Linked DNA regions of Homo sapiens: all the other regions are linked to region 3. A link is a contact called in ENCODE Hi-C or POLR2A ChIA-PET data. All regions are on one chromosome and are shown on one strand. The core of a region is the stretch at or near the end of the contact, and the rest is flanking DNA. Distances in the headings are between cores, read along the strand shown. Region 1 overlaps SH3KBP1 (SH3 domain containing kinase binding protein 1). Region 2 overlaps SH3KBP1 (SH3 domain containing kinase binding protein 1). Region 3 overlaps SH3KBP1 (SH3 domain containing kinase binding protein 1).

Region 1 (3,932 bases), core at 1,231-3,730, 120 kb after region 3:
CACAACGGGTTGGAAAAGTGTGCTTCCAGGTCAGTCTCTCCCCTCATGCTCTCCCCCGGGGCCCAGAACAGCTCTCAAGACATAGCAGACACTCAACAGATGCCCACTGGACTGGGCTAATCTTTCTCTTTCGGGAAGGGCACCAATCTCTCCCACAGGGCACTGTGTCATTGAGGTTGGGGGCGTGAGAGCCAGAGGCAGGTTCCAGGAGTCCTTGCTCTCATCCACACCCACCTTCCTCCAGCGACTTCAGACTCAGTACAGGACACAGGGGGCAGCTTGCACTGGCAGCTTCCACAACGTGCAGGAAATCCCTTATCCAGATCACACTTAGCGCTCTGCTTCTCGGCTCCAACCCTCCCTGACACAGAAGTTCATGGTGACAATGCACAACATCTCTCACCGTAGAAGCTTCAGAAAAGGAAGACAGGGAATGTCCAACTTTTTTTATTTTTCTGATTGTGAGGTTTCCCTTATTTATTTTAGAGACATTGTCTCACTATGTTGTCCAGGCTGGTCTCTAACTCCTGGGCTCAGGCAATCCTCCCACACCCCAGCCTCCCAAGTGCCAAGCCAGGCACACACCACCATGCCTGGCTAATTTTTAAATTTAGTGTAGAGACAAGGTCTCGCTATGTTGGCCAGGTTGGTCTCAAACCCCTGGTCTCAAGTGATCCTCCTGCCTTGACCTCCCAAAGCACTGGAATTACAGGCATAGGCCACCACACCCAGCCCCTTATTTTTTTAATCCTTAGATAATGTAAGGAGTTAAGAAAAGTCACACACGCAACACTGGGAAACACTTGGTTTTAAAGAAAGACTCCAAGTTAAAAGAGAGACACAATAGCTTGAGGAGGGCGAAAGCTAAGTCTCTACCTGGTGTCTTATCTTCCTGCTTGACCTCAGGGGAAAAGATTAATAGTAAGATTTACGAAATGTTAAGAAGACACTTGCTGGGGTGTCTCAGTTATCAAAAAAAATAAAATAAAATAAAATCATACCGTGAAAGTGGCAAAACTCCATGGTGGTATCTGCTTTATCACAACAAAGACATCCCCTGGCCCTTCTTTCTAACCTGTCCTGGCTCCCCACACACTGCTAGAAATGAAACCCCAGGCTGGGCACAGTGGCTCACGCCTGTAATCCCAACACTTTGGGAGGCCGAGGCAGGCGGATCACGAGGTCAGGAGATCGAGACCATCCTGACTAACACGGTGAAACCTCATCTCTACTAAAAATACAAAAAATTAGCCAGGCATGGTGGCGGGTGCCTGTAATCCCAGTTACTCGGGAGGCTGAGGCAGGAGAATCAGTTGAACTCGGGAGGCAGAGGTTGCAGTAGGCTAAGATCGCGCCACCGCACTCCAGCCTGGGCGACAGAGTGAGAATCCATATTAAAAAAAAAGGAAAAAGAAATGAAACCCCAAACCCAGGAGCGTAGGAAAGAGCTGAAATAACACTTTAAATATTCACGATGGTAATTGCAACTCCTACCTCATAATCATGACTTCTCTTTTCCATATTTGGGCCCCGGCTTCCCTGGAGGCACTCCAGGGGCCTTCACAGACATTATCTAATGCTAGGCAGGTCAGCAAGCTAACCATTAAGTACTCTTTTTTTCCTCCACTCTCTCTGATCTAAGCCAGTTTGGACATACTCATAAAGAACTAGTGAGTTCCCTTCCAAGATGGGTGGCTGCTAAGATAGCTCATGTAGTTTTGGAGTGGAAGCCCTTAGGATGTCAAAAAGCTTAACTTTAAACATCTCAATCTGATTCCAACAGTGAAGTTTTCAAAGCTGTCATTACTCCCCCATCCCCAATAAACAAAGCTGGCAGATGTATTATCAAATGATTTCTATAGCTTTTTTTTTTTTCCCCAAATACCTGCTGGTTTCACCCCTGCAGAGATCTGATTCAATAGGTCTGGTGTGGCTGTGAGAAACTGTGTTGTTTAAACTCCCCCAGGTGATCCACACAGCCAGAAGATAGAGAGCTAGGTCTAAAGTGTCAGAAATTATTGCTACTAAAAGGAGGATCGACTGGGAGCTTCTTAGAACTGCAGAATCTCAGCTTCCCCAAACCTACCCGCCCCCAGCCCAAACCCTACCCCCCCCCCCCCACCCGCTGCCATCACAATCTGCCTTTTAACAAGATCCTAGGAAGAAGGGCACATCTGAGTTTAGGCAGCCTAAGGCTACACTGTCGTCTGGCCTCAGAATCTTCTAGGGTTTTTGTTTTTTGTTTGTTTCCCCTTTACAAATGGGAGGGCACAATCAAAATTCACATTCCAGTTTTTTCCAGGATCTTTATTGATGAACAACAGAGTCAAATCCTGCTCTCACCCTCACCATCCTCCTAGAAAACATGACTAGTCAGATTAAATGTAAAGGGAGTCAAAAATGAGACAAAGCCTGTTTTTTAAATTAAAGCAATACATTGTTCCATTTGTGCTGGCAGCATCGGCACTTGCATTACTGCGCATGTTTAAAGCTGCCAGTCGAAATCAGCTCTAGATAGTCAAAGCAGCAGAACCTGCAAAATCTTTTAGCGTTAAAGGGCTTTATGTGGAACCAAAGCATTCCACGGTAAATAATTTGTGGAGCTAATGAGAACTACTAATTGCATCCATTCTTAAAAATCAACATACTTGAAACTTTTTAAAGATTCATGTGCTTATTTCCCTTGTTCAAATAACATCATAAGGCATCCACAGGAAGTTGTGGTTTCAATTAAGACATGGCTGCATATTAAAAAAAAAAAAAAAAAAACACCTCACAGTACCCTATCACAGAGCTCAGCCAAGACTCCCAGAAGTTCTCCGAACCTGACAGATTTGGGTGCCCCTCATGCTAATTACCGTCTGGTTTGAGGTTTGTGAACATAGCCAAGGCCACCCAGACAATGCTATACCATAGTACAATTAGGGGTGAGAGAACACAGACTCTGGAGTTAAGCCACCCACCAGCCCACGTCGAGACCTGCCATTTACAATCTGTGCTCCCTTGGGCAACTTACTTAATGTCTCTGGTCCCTGGGAAGTGCTATATAAAAATTTGCTGTTTGCTGTTTTCCTCATCTAACATGCAGTCCCATGAATGGTACAGATAAAGGAACTATGCACACAGTGGGTGCTCAGTTATTGCTAATGGTTGAAGAACTCTCCATTCACCTGGTATTTCCCTCAATGAATATATCATTACCAAATACCAGCAACCTTTTGGTGTATCAAGAAAGGTACTCTTGGGAAGGTGTTTTTCTTCCCCTAATGGTGAAAAACAAAAACCAATGGATACAAGCATCTTCTTAATCCAATGTAACAGTCTCCCTCTCCAGTCATGTACTTAATATGGTTCATTTATTTTATGTCTCATATCTTCTCAAAAAATAAACACTACTATAGAAAAAGTATGAAAAGCATTTGAGCAGGTGAAAAATGCAGTCTACAAAACAGTAGACTGGGCCAGGCACAGTAGTTTATGCCCGTAATCCCAGCACTTTGGGAGGCTGAGGCAGGTGGATCACTTGAGGTCAGGAGTTCGAGACCAGCCTGGCCAACATGGTGAAACCCTGTCTCTACTAAAATACAAAAATTAGCTGGGCATGGTGGTGTGCACCTGTAATCCCAGCTACTTGGGAGGCTGAGGCAGGAGAATCGCTTGAACCAGGGAAGCGGAGGTTGCACTGAGCCGAGTTCGCGCCACTGCACTCCAGCCTGGGCGACACAGCGAGACTCCATCTCAAAAACAAAACAACCCACTAGACTGGTACCAATTACTTAACAGTTATTGAGATCACAAAAAGTGATTTCCAGAATGTTCCAGGTAGGGAAGTGTCAGACAACATTGCCCTCACGGTATTAATACTATACAATAACACTGTATAGTATTCTGCTGTGTAGTAAGACACAGCAGAAATTGGGACGTTGCAACTA
Region 2 (4,016 bases), core at 1,076-3,575, 92 kb after region 3:
GTCTCCTTCCCAGGTCCTCACTGATGGTGCCACTGTCACTGTGTGAAAGGCATGTGGCTCTGGGGAGAAGAAGCTCATGTCCTGAGAACACCCTGTCACCCTTTCATAGAAAACGGAATTAGCAGCTGTTTGTCAGCATTTGCAAATGTTACATGGCTTGAAAAGGCAGAATTCTGGGAACTCAGTAGCTGCCCTGTCACCAAGGTCAAATGGTCCTCATGGCTCAAAAACTCTCCCAGCCCTCCTATAGGGTCTTTTTTGACTGTCTTTTTTTTAGGGCTTCACCCTGATTTTATCCTTTTCCTCCTATTTCTGGTATGAAATAAAAGTACTTGATTTCCTACTCTGTAATGTGTGCTTTGGTTTTCATCTTACCTTTTATAAACAACTGTTTGAGCAAAATAAAAATACATCTTTGCATAGATCCTTTGGTTAATCTTCAGTGATGCTCACTTGGTTAACTTTTAAGAAACCTAAGCCGCCGGGCGCGGTGGCTCACACCTTTAATCCCAGCACTTTGGGAGGCTGAGGCGGGCGGATCACGAGGTCAGGAGATCGAGACCATCCTGGCTAACACGGTGAAACCCCGTCTCTACTAAAAATACAAAAAATTAGCCAGGCGTGGTGGCAGGCGCCAGGAGTCCCAGCTACTCAGGAGGCTGAGGCAGGAGAATGGCGTGAACCCAGGAGGCGGAGCTTACAGTGAGCCGAGTTCACGCCACTGCACTCCCCTGTCTCAAAAAAAAAGAAAGAAAGAAAGAAAGAAAGAAAGAAAGAAAGAAAGAAAGAAAGAAAGAAAGAAGAAACCTAAGGAAATTCTAGTTTATACTGCCTTCCCCAATAAATATGGGGGGTTTATTAACTTTATTAACACATAGAAAAATGAATCCTCAGCTTTACATTTTAAAAATTATATTCTTTAAATTACAGAGAAATCCAAAAAGGTTTAACTAGACAAAAAAAGTAATCATCAAAGGGGTCTTCCTACTTTACAAAGCTAGACCCCCACACCTGGCCAGACCTTCTATGAGAGCATCAAGGCTTCTGAGGGGAGCGCATTGGTCCCCTCATTCTCCTCCCCCAAGCCCTCTCTGTTTAGTAGTGTCACACAGACTTTTCACAAAGGATTTGTCACCAGTCCACAGATCACAGTCTCTGGAAATTCCACCTGTGGTTTGACATCAGGGGACTTTATCAGACTGGAGGGCAGAAACCATCCAAACTGACTTGAGGCAAAATCTCTCCACAGGTCTTCACGAGTACACAACAAGAATTCTGAAATTGAGGCCCTGTAACATCCACTCTGTTCCATCAGCCTCACTGAGGTAAAGTACCACACCAATGTCAAAAGCTCCAAACACACCAGGAAAGCCGACGACATCACAGAACTAGAGAAATGTTTCTCATCTCAAATGTTCACTTGGTTTCTAAACAAATCTAAATATTGGGTGGGCTTGGTTTGCTTTCAATTAACTGCTCTTATTTAGCCTGTAAGCCTTTTCTGGAAAGTCTTCCCCCACATTTTCAACTATTGATTTAAACATCAAGCCTCGTTCAATGTTTCTCACAAAATATTAGCACTGTATCTTACACTCACGTGCCTGCTTACTCTAACTCACTCATTACCAGGGAAAATTGAGTGCCAACATTAACTCTAAATGGAAGAATTAGTTGTATTAGTCCAGGATTGACTCCAGTCCATTAATAAACCACACAACTAATTAGTCCTTGGTCTATTTGGAGTACGCAGGCCCTGGACACCATCATCCTGCATCATGGACACCACCGCTCCTCTGCTCTGTGTCTAATTCATCTTTTTCAGAGACTTACCCCTATTCATGCTTCTTAATGAGCCAAAGGCACTAAAGATCTGCTTTAAATGGCCTTTCAGGAAAATTACCTTCTCGATTACAGCTAGGAAAGTATCTTAGCAGCTGTGTTTTCACTGAAACAGCCATAATATCAGAAGATTTGCAAGCTACTTCACATTTATTATCCCCCATTGATATTTAATAATTCTACTTGCAAGTACCACAGCCTAATTTGTCCCTTGCAAATTGCCAAGAATAAGATGTTGTCCTCATCCCATGGTGTCCGCAGGGAGCTCGCCTGATATTTAGCACAAATGTGACTAGCCCAAAGGACAACAGAGTGTGCCAAGAATTCATTCCCCCATCCCCCAAAAGGAATTGGCTACTACAGCTAGCTTACAGGAAAGAAAGACCTCAGAAGATACTTTCCTCAAAATGCTCTAAAGTCAGAAGTCTCAAAATAACATGTCAATGTCCACGCTTCCACATGTGAGCCATAAGCGCCCTGTGCTGTTGGAGGAAATCTGATGTGGAAATGTTTTATGGCCTGAGATTCTTGCTCAAGTGGCCTAGCAGGGCCTAAGAGAAGATGCTGGGGGAGAAATGAAAGCAGGAGGGAAAGACTGCCTCACAGATTCAACTCCCTGGAGAAAACCCTCAAAAAGAGTGGGAGTGGATGAGGTATCCACTGGGCAGTGATGTCCCTGGGCCAACAGACAACAGAATTAAGTCTATATCAAGCAGAATCCCATGGAAAAAATAAAAGAATTTTTTTTAAAAAAAGAATTCTAAATCTAGCTTGACAACCTGGTTTTTTTTTTTTTTTTTTTTTTTTTTTTAGAGAGAGACAGGGTCTCACTCTGTCACCAAAGCTGGAATTCAGTGGCATGATCATAACTCATTGTAATCTCAAACTCCTGGGCTCAAGTGATCCTCCCACCTCAGCCTACTGAGTAACTGGGACCACAAGCGCACACCACCATGTCCAGCTAATTTTTTCTTTTTAATTTTTTGTAGAGACAAGGTCTTGCTACGTTTCCCAGGATGGTCTCAAACTCCTGGCCTCAAGTGATCCTCCTGCCTCAGCCTCCCAAAGCACCAGGATGACAGGTGTGAGCCACTGCACCCAGCTGACAGCCTAGCTCTTTAAGCCACTTCCTCTCTTAGTTTTCACAGACACCCTCACCATCCTGAATATTTTAACATACCTCTGATTTAAACCAAACCACCAACCGCCTGCCACCTGAATCTGTACTGAAAGACCACACAACCACCCCAAGACTGGAAAGACACATTAAAAGATCACTGAGCAAGACAAACTTGAATGAAGATTTCCTCCATCTCCCTTAACCCTCTCCAGCTGCCATCAGTTGTCTTTAAGCCTTTGAGGATAAAAAAGGTATGCCCTTGAGCCTCCAAATGACAATGCAATTTGAGGAACCACAGTCCACTCCCCATTTCACTAAGGACTGCAGCTTCCACCAGCAACTGGCCAGGGCTGTGTGCTACAGGGTCAAGTGGGAGGGTTAGACACAGAGCCTGGAGCCAAAGGGATCCTTCCAGAAGAAACTGCCCTGCCCTAAATACAGGGGAAAATCCCACCAAGAGGAGAGGAGAGGAAGTCAACAGAAAGGGCCAGGGCTGAAAGGTTATAATGTTCAGTACAGCCTTGGGCCAGCTGAAACACAAAGGCATGTGGCAGGCTGAGGCCCCAGCCTGCCCATACCTGCTGGCTTTCTGGATGAGTTCCTGTGAAGCCTTAAGGACCTGGGGCTCTGTTTTTAACCCCCTAGTTCTCACCCCCACTACTTGAAGGAATTTGAATGAGCCACTGCTTCTTATACTCTGAAGGGCCTGTCTAAAGCTGCATTCATTGGTGGAACAGGCACACACCACTGCTAGGCGCTACCCCTAGAAGTCTGGACGGGCTCCCTAGATGCAAGGGTCTCAAACACACCAGTCCTCCAGCGCCTTATTCTGCCTACTTGGAAGCAATTGCAGGGGAAGAGGGGCAATGAGGGGTGGGCCAGAGCAGTAGTTCTCAAAGTGGAGTTCCACACCAGCAGCATCACCAGAGAACCTGTTAGAAATGCAGACTCTCTGGCCCCAGCCCAGACTATTGAACTAGAAGGCATGGGGTGGGGTCCAGCAGTCGGTGTTTGAGCAAGCCCTCCAGGAGGTTCTAACGTATGCTCTGGTGTGAGA
Region 3 (4,134 bases), core at 970-3,469:
CCAGCAGTAACGAGGGTCGGGTCTCACTTTTTTTCTCAGGAAAGCCTTGGTAGGGGTGTGAGCAGATGAGTAGCATGATGTGACTTGGGTTTTCAAAGGTTCTCCCTGGCTTCGCTCTTAAGACTAAACTCCAGGGGGATGGGGAGAGGCAGAAATCCCTATTAAGGAGCAGTGGAAGTGATGAGACCTAGGTGGATGATGGACATATTTAGGAGGCAGAGCTGAGAGAAAGAGCCAGGGACAACCTGAGGGTTTCTGTCCTGAGCGATAGGAGTGGGAGATGGCGCTGCCTTCAACTGAGATGGGGAAAGCTGTGGGTAGAGCAGTTGGAGGAGGACGATGAGTTCAGGTTTAGGCAAACGGATATGAATTTAAGATCTTCAAGTGGAGATACTGAAGTAAGCAGGCAGTTGGACATACAGCTCTGAGGTTCAGGAAAGAAATGTGCTGAGATAAAAACTTTCAAGTATTATATTTGACATTGACATTGCTATCAACAGTAACTCAATTTATTATTGGCAGCTAAAACTAATATTAATAGCAATAATAAGAGTCATACACACACACACACACACACACACACACACACACACACACACACAGTCCTCCTACACAAAGAAGATAAAGGCCAGGAATCATAAAACAAACAAAAGGAATGAACTGTTTGCTGACTGAGTCAATGGTCGTTTTCACTTCAACCACTTGAATAAAAGAAGAAAAACTGCATCCAGTGTTCCTTTCCAAGATGGGGACTTGCTCTTTTGTAAATGTTCACAGGAATCTGAATGTGACCATATGCAACAGAAGTGAGCTCAAGAGCTGGGACACTAGTTTTCAGATCTTGAAAAATATCATATATTGATTGCTGAAAGGAACAATGCTGACTCAAAGAAACTTCAACATTGAAAAAAAAAGTTTAAATGAAACGGTTTTTAATTTCTAGGTATCTGCCCTTTCTGCCTGACTCATCTCTAGAGGGATTCAGTGTTCGAAAAGTTTCCTTTTCAGATTCTGCTTCTAATGCATGATGACACTGGGCAAGGTTGCTGAGGGCGGGTGGAGGGGTGGATGTCCTACAGCTGCAGAAGATGATGCAACCTTTAAAATGTTATCCCACCAAAAAAAAAAAAAAAGAAAGAAAAAAAAACAACAACACTTAAAAGCCACCCATAAACCTGAATTAGAGAGGTTGCCAATACCCCGTCCCCCAAATCTGCTGGCACAAATGTCAAAGCAAAAATTTCAGCACTAAATCGAATTAACAAACATGCCTTAAGCACAGCACGAGAGTAGCTTATTATAATTTGGAAAATTCCACAGTATTTATCAACTCCTAAGCAAGGCTACAATGCTCAGAAGTATACCACAGTAGACGTCATCGGCAGCCACAAGCGCGAGGGCTCTGGGTGTGTTGCTGTGGTAACCGCGTACTCAGCAGCAACATGCTGCCTGCCTCTCACTAGCCCAGAACCAGAGGCAGAAGGAAACAGCCAGCTTCCTGAAGGGAACAACCCAGGGAGTCACAGCACAGGCCATCTCCATCATTCACACCTGCGGGAGACTTCCTTTCAACAGTCTGAAATTATCTCCAACTAACTCTTAGAGAAAAGGTGCACAATTCCTTCACTCTAGTGCAGAACCACAGTCAGCACACCCAAGCACAAAGCACTAGAGAAATGTACAAGGAGCGGAGAGAGATTGGCCAGTGTCTGAAAAGTGTCAGGGTCATGCACTTAGGCGGGTCCAGGAATGAGGGGTTTTTCTGGGAAGCAGATAGAGAAGTACTGGTCCATTTCCAAAGTCATCCTGAGAAGCATTCCCTAGAGAGATCAGCAAGAAAGAAAGCAGCAAACTAGAGCATGAGCCTTTTGAGGGAAGTCGTTCCCACACAGAGGGAGAGCTAAAAAAGAAGACAGGACAAACAACTAGTACATGAGGACATGGAAACCCTAAAAGAGGAATTGGAAGCCTCCAGCACCAAACCCCACAACGTACTTTTGGATATTCCACATTAAGTTGAAATCAAATAGAAACTGTCGAACATACCTTTTCTACCGGCAGAAAGTCATTTTCTACTTCAATTGACCTTGGTCTTAGTTTGATTGGCTTGTCTTTGAAAATGTCTCCAAAGCCCACTCCCTTAACTTTCTTGGGCTGGATTGCTGCAGTTGCCACTGTCCCGTTGGCACCTTCAGACTTGGTGCTGCTTGAGTCACCCCCATCACTCTCGGAGCCTGTGGTTTCCCTTAAACCTGTCAAGAGTGGGGATGGGGAGAGAAAGAGCTCAGAAATCAGCCAGAGCCCTGAAGAAGAACTTCACAACCAGCCAGGAACCACCTCTAAAAGTGTGACTGGGCACAGGATAACTTGCACTAGGCTTTTGTATTCAGTATGTTGAGTAGTTTGACTGGCTCTGAGTTTTGTTTGATCTCCCCACCCCTTACTTTTAATTTTAAGATGTGAATCAAAACAACTTTTCAGAAAATCTAATTCCAAAGCAGATATCTTTGTACATGTGAAATTCACCCCTCTTTAGCCGGGAGCCTGGTTTTGATCCAAATTTGTTTTCCCATAGCCTGTGCAATAGCAACCCTTCCCACCCACCTTGTTGCCTCCCCACCCAGTCAGTACCACATACTGTACCTCCAATCTCTATGACTCATGTCAATTAGCAATTAGCAATGAAAGTAACATTTCCTAAAGGGAAACTGTAAAGCTAAAAGCCATTTAAACAAATGAGCAATTAAAGAAACCACACAAAATTATAACTGCCAAAGAATTCAATCTTTTTGGATGGCTTCACAAGGAATAAATGCATGCAGACATGTTTCTCTAGGAAAGCATTAAACCAAACTTGACATTAAGACGGTTTCACTAGCAAGACGATCATGTTTGTTAAAGAGGGAAAGGAAGCCGTCCTCCCAGAGGCCAGAATCCCCCAAACCTACAGCCCTTCTTCTCTCCTTTAAACACCAGTGTTTTCCCAAAGCTGAATCCCTTTCCAAAGAAGAACACTGGGGACATGACACTCTTCCTTTGATCTTCTGTGGCATGTGTTTGGAAGTCATAAAATAGTTATTAGCAAGACAACATGGACACTTACCTCCCCAGATTCTTTTTTCCCAAGGCTCTGCCCACAATCATGTTCCTAAAAGGAAGAGCCTATTTGTGTCTAGTTAATTTCTGGGTGTATTCTTCCTTTGATGGTCAGTATATCAATTATGCCATCAAAGGGCAGGATTCAAAGAATATTTTATGGAATACTAAACTCTGTCATTAACCTGTCTCTGAAAGCCTCTAGATGTGTAGAATAGCTCCTGAACATTTACTACATAACTCCTGATCATAACCATGCCCTTGAAATGAAAGTACGCCATCAAATGTTGTTCTCTATTAGCCAATTGTGCATTATCTTCCTACAGGTAAGGTGGCCTCCTAGTCCATAAGAATGATACACCAAATACTTGCTCACATAAAATCTCATAAAATGTGGAAGTCATTCAAATAAGGAAGTCTCAGTGCAGGAAGAAACTGTTAAATGAAAACAGACAAAATATAGAAAGGTCATTATAAACTGCTAACACGTTTCAGAATCAAATCCTTAAAACAATGGTTTTGTTTGTTGTTGTTGTCATTTTCCATAAAATGGTATTTTTAAGCCAAAAGGGTGGGGGAGGAGGAAGGTCCCCAGTGTACATTTTAATTAACTGAAAACCAGCATTTGTGAGCAAAAACACAGGACCGAATGGGGAACAGCCCACAACAAGGGGGTCGGCTGCAATTCACAGGAAGGATTAGAGTGTGTAAACATCAAGAACCCTCCCCCATTAGCTATCCATCTATCCATTTGTGTGTTTATCTGTTCATTGTTTTTGCAAATATCCCTGCTGGAGATATAATTTTGGAGTCTAAATATTGTGTCATTTCCCCCTTAACATGTTCTCATTTTGCCGTATGGATTCTTTCTATGTGATAAATGACTTGTATATTCCTTTCTGGCTTGGAAAGAGCCATTCAAGGGTGAAATAAAGAAACCATTAGTGGAAAGAAACCATCACCACTCCCCTCCCTCAGCACGCTCCCCTCATCACCACCAGAAGGCAGCAGGGCAAACAGATTAGGGCAAGTCTATTT

Evidence for each region. Hi-C counts contacts between places; a loop is a spot of excess contacts on that map. ChIA-PET counts read pairs that join two places held with the same protein, here RNA polymerase II (POLR2A). Pooled maps may share reads with other maps.
Region 1: a loop to region 3 is called in a map of naive thymus-derived CD4-positive, alpha-beta T cell, with 4 times the contacts of the local background. The contact joins two enhancer-like sites. A Hi-C loop is called at or near these places in 3 of 168 maps with a recorded cell type or tissue (CD4-positive, alpha-beta memory T cell and naive thymus-derived CD4-positive, alpha-beta T cell) and 10 of 50 pooled maps. POLR2A ChIA-PET finds 5 or more read pairs at or near these places in 2 of 52 experiments (T-cell and WTC11).
Region 2: a pooled map shows a loop between it and region 3 (4-fold over the local background). The contact joins two enhancer-like sites. A Hi-C loop is called at or near these places in 1 of 37 single-sample maps with no recorded cell type and 6 of 50 pooled maps. POLR2A ChIA-PET finds 5 or more read pairs at or near these places in 2 of 52 experiments (BJ and WTC11).

What each region holds. Positions count from the first base shown.
Region 1 is chrX:19,802,776-19,806,707 of GRCh38, forward strand. The region is part of intron 2 of SH3KBP1 (SH3 domain containing kinase binding protein 1); the gene reads right to left. Among named protein-coding and RNA genes, the nearest start is that of SH3KBP1, 83 kb to the right of the region's middle. RefSeq lists an enhancer at 1-707. Within about 2 kb of position 2,481, at least 4 of the 41 ENCODE cell types and tissues checked have a DNase peak (open chromatin) inside an H3K27ac peak, as active enhancers do.
Region 2 is chrX:19,773,911-19,777,926 of GRCh38, forward strand. The region is part of intron 2 of SH3KBP1 (SH3 domain containing kinase binding protein 1); the gene reads right to left. Among named protein-coding and RNA genes, the nearest start is that of SH3KBP1, 110 kb to the right of the region's middle. RefSeq lists a silencer at 3,053-3,102. Within about 2 kb of position 2,326, at least 6 of the 41 ENCODE cell types and tissues checked have a DNase peak (open chromatin) inside an H3K27ac peak, as active enhancers do.
Region 3 is chrX:19,681,777-19,685,910 of GRCh38, forward strand. It overlaps SH3KBP1 (SH3 domain containing kinase binding protein 1), which reads right to left. Exons shown (of 18, transcript NM_031892.3): 6 at 2,047-2,252. Among named protein-coding and RNA genes, the nearest start is that of MAP3K15, 170 kb to the left of the region's middle. Within about 2 kb of position 2,220, at least 18 of the 41 ENCODE cell types and tissues checked have a DNase peak (open chromatin) inside an H3K27ac peak, as active enhancers do.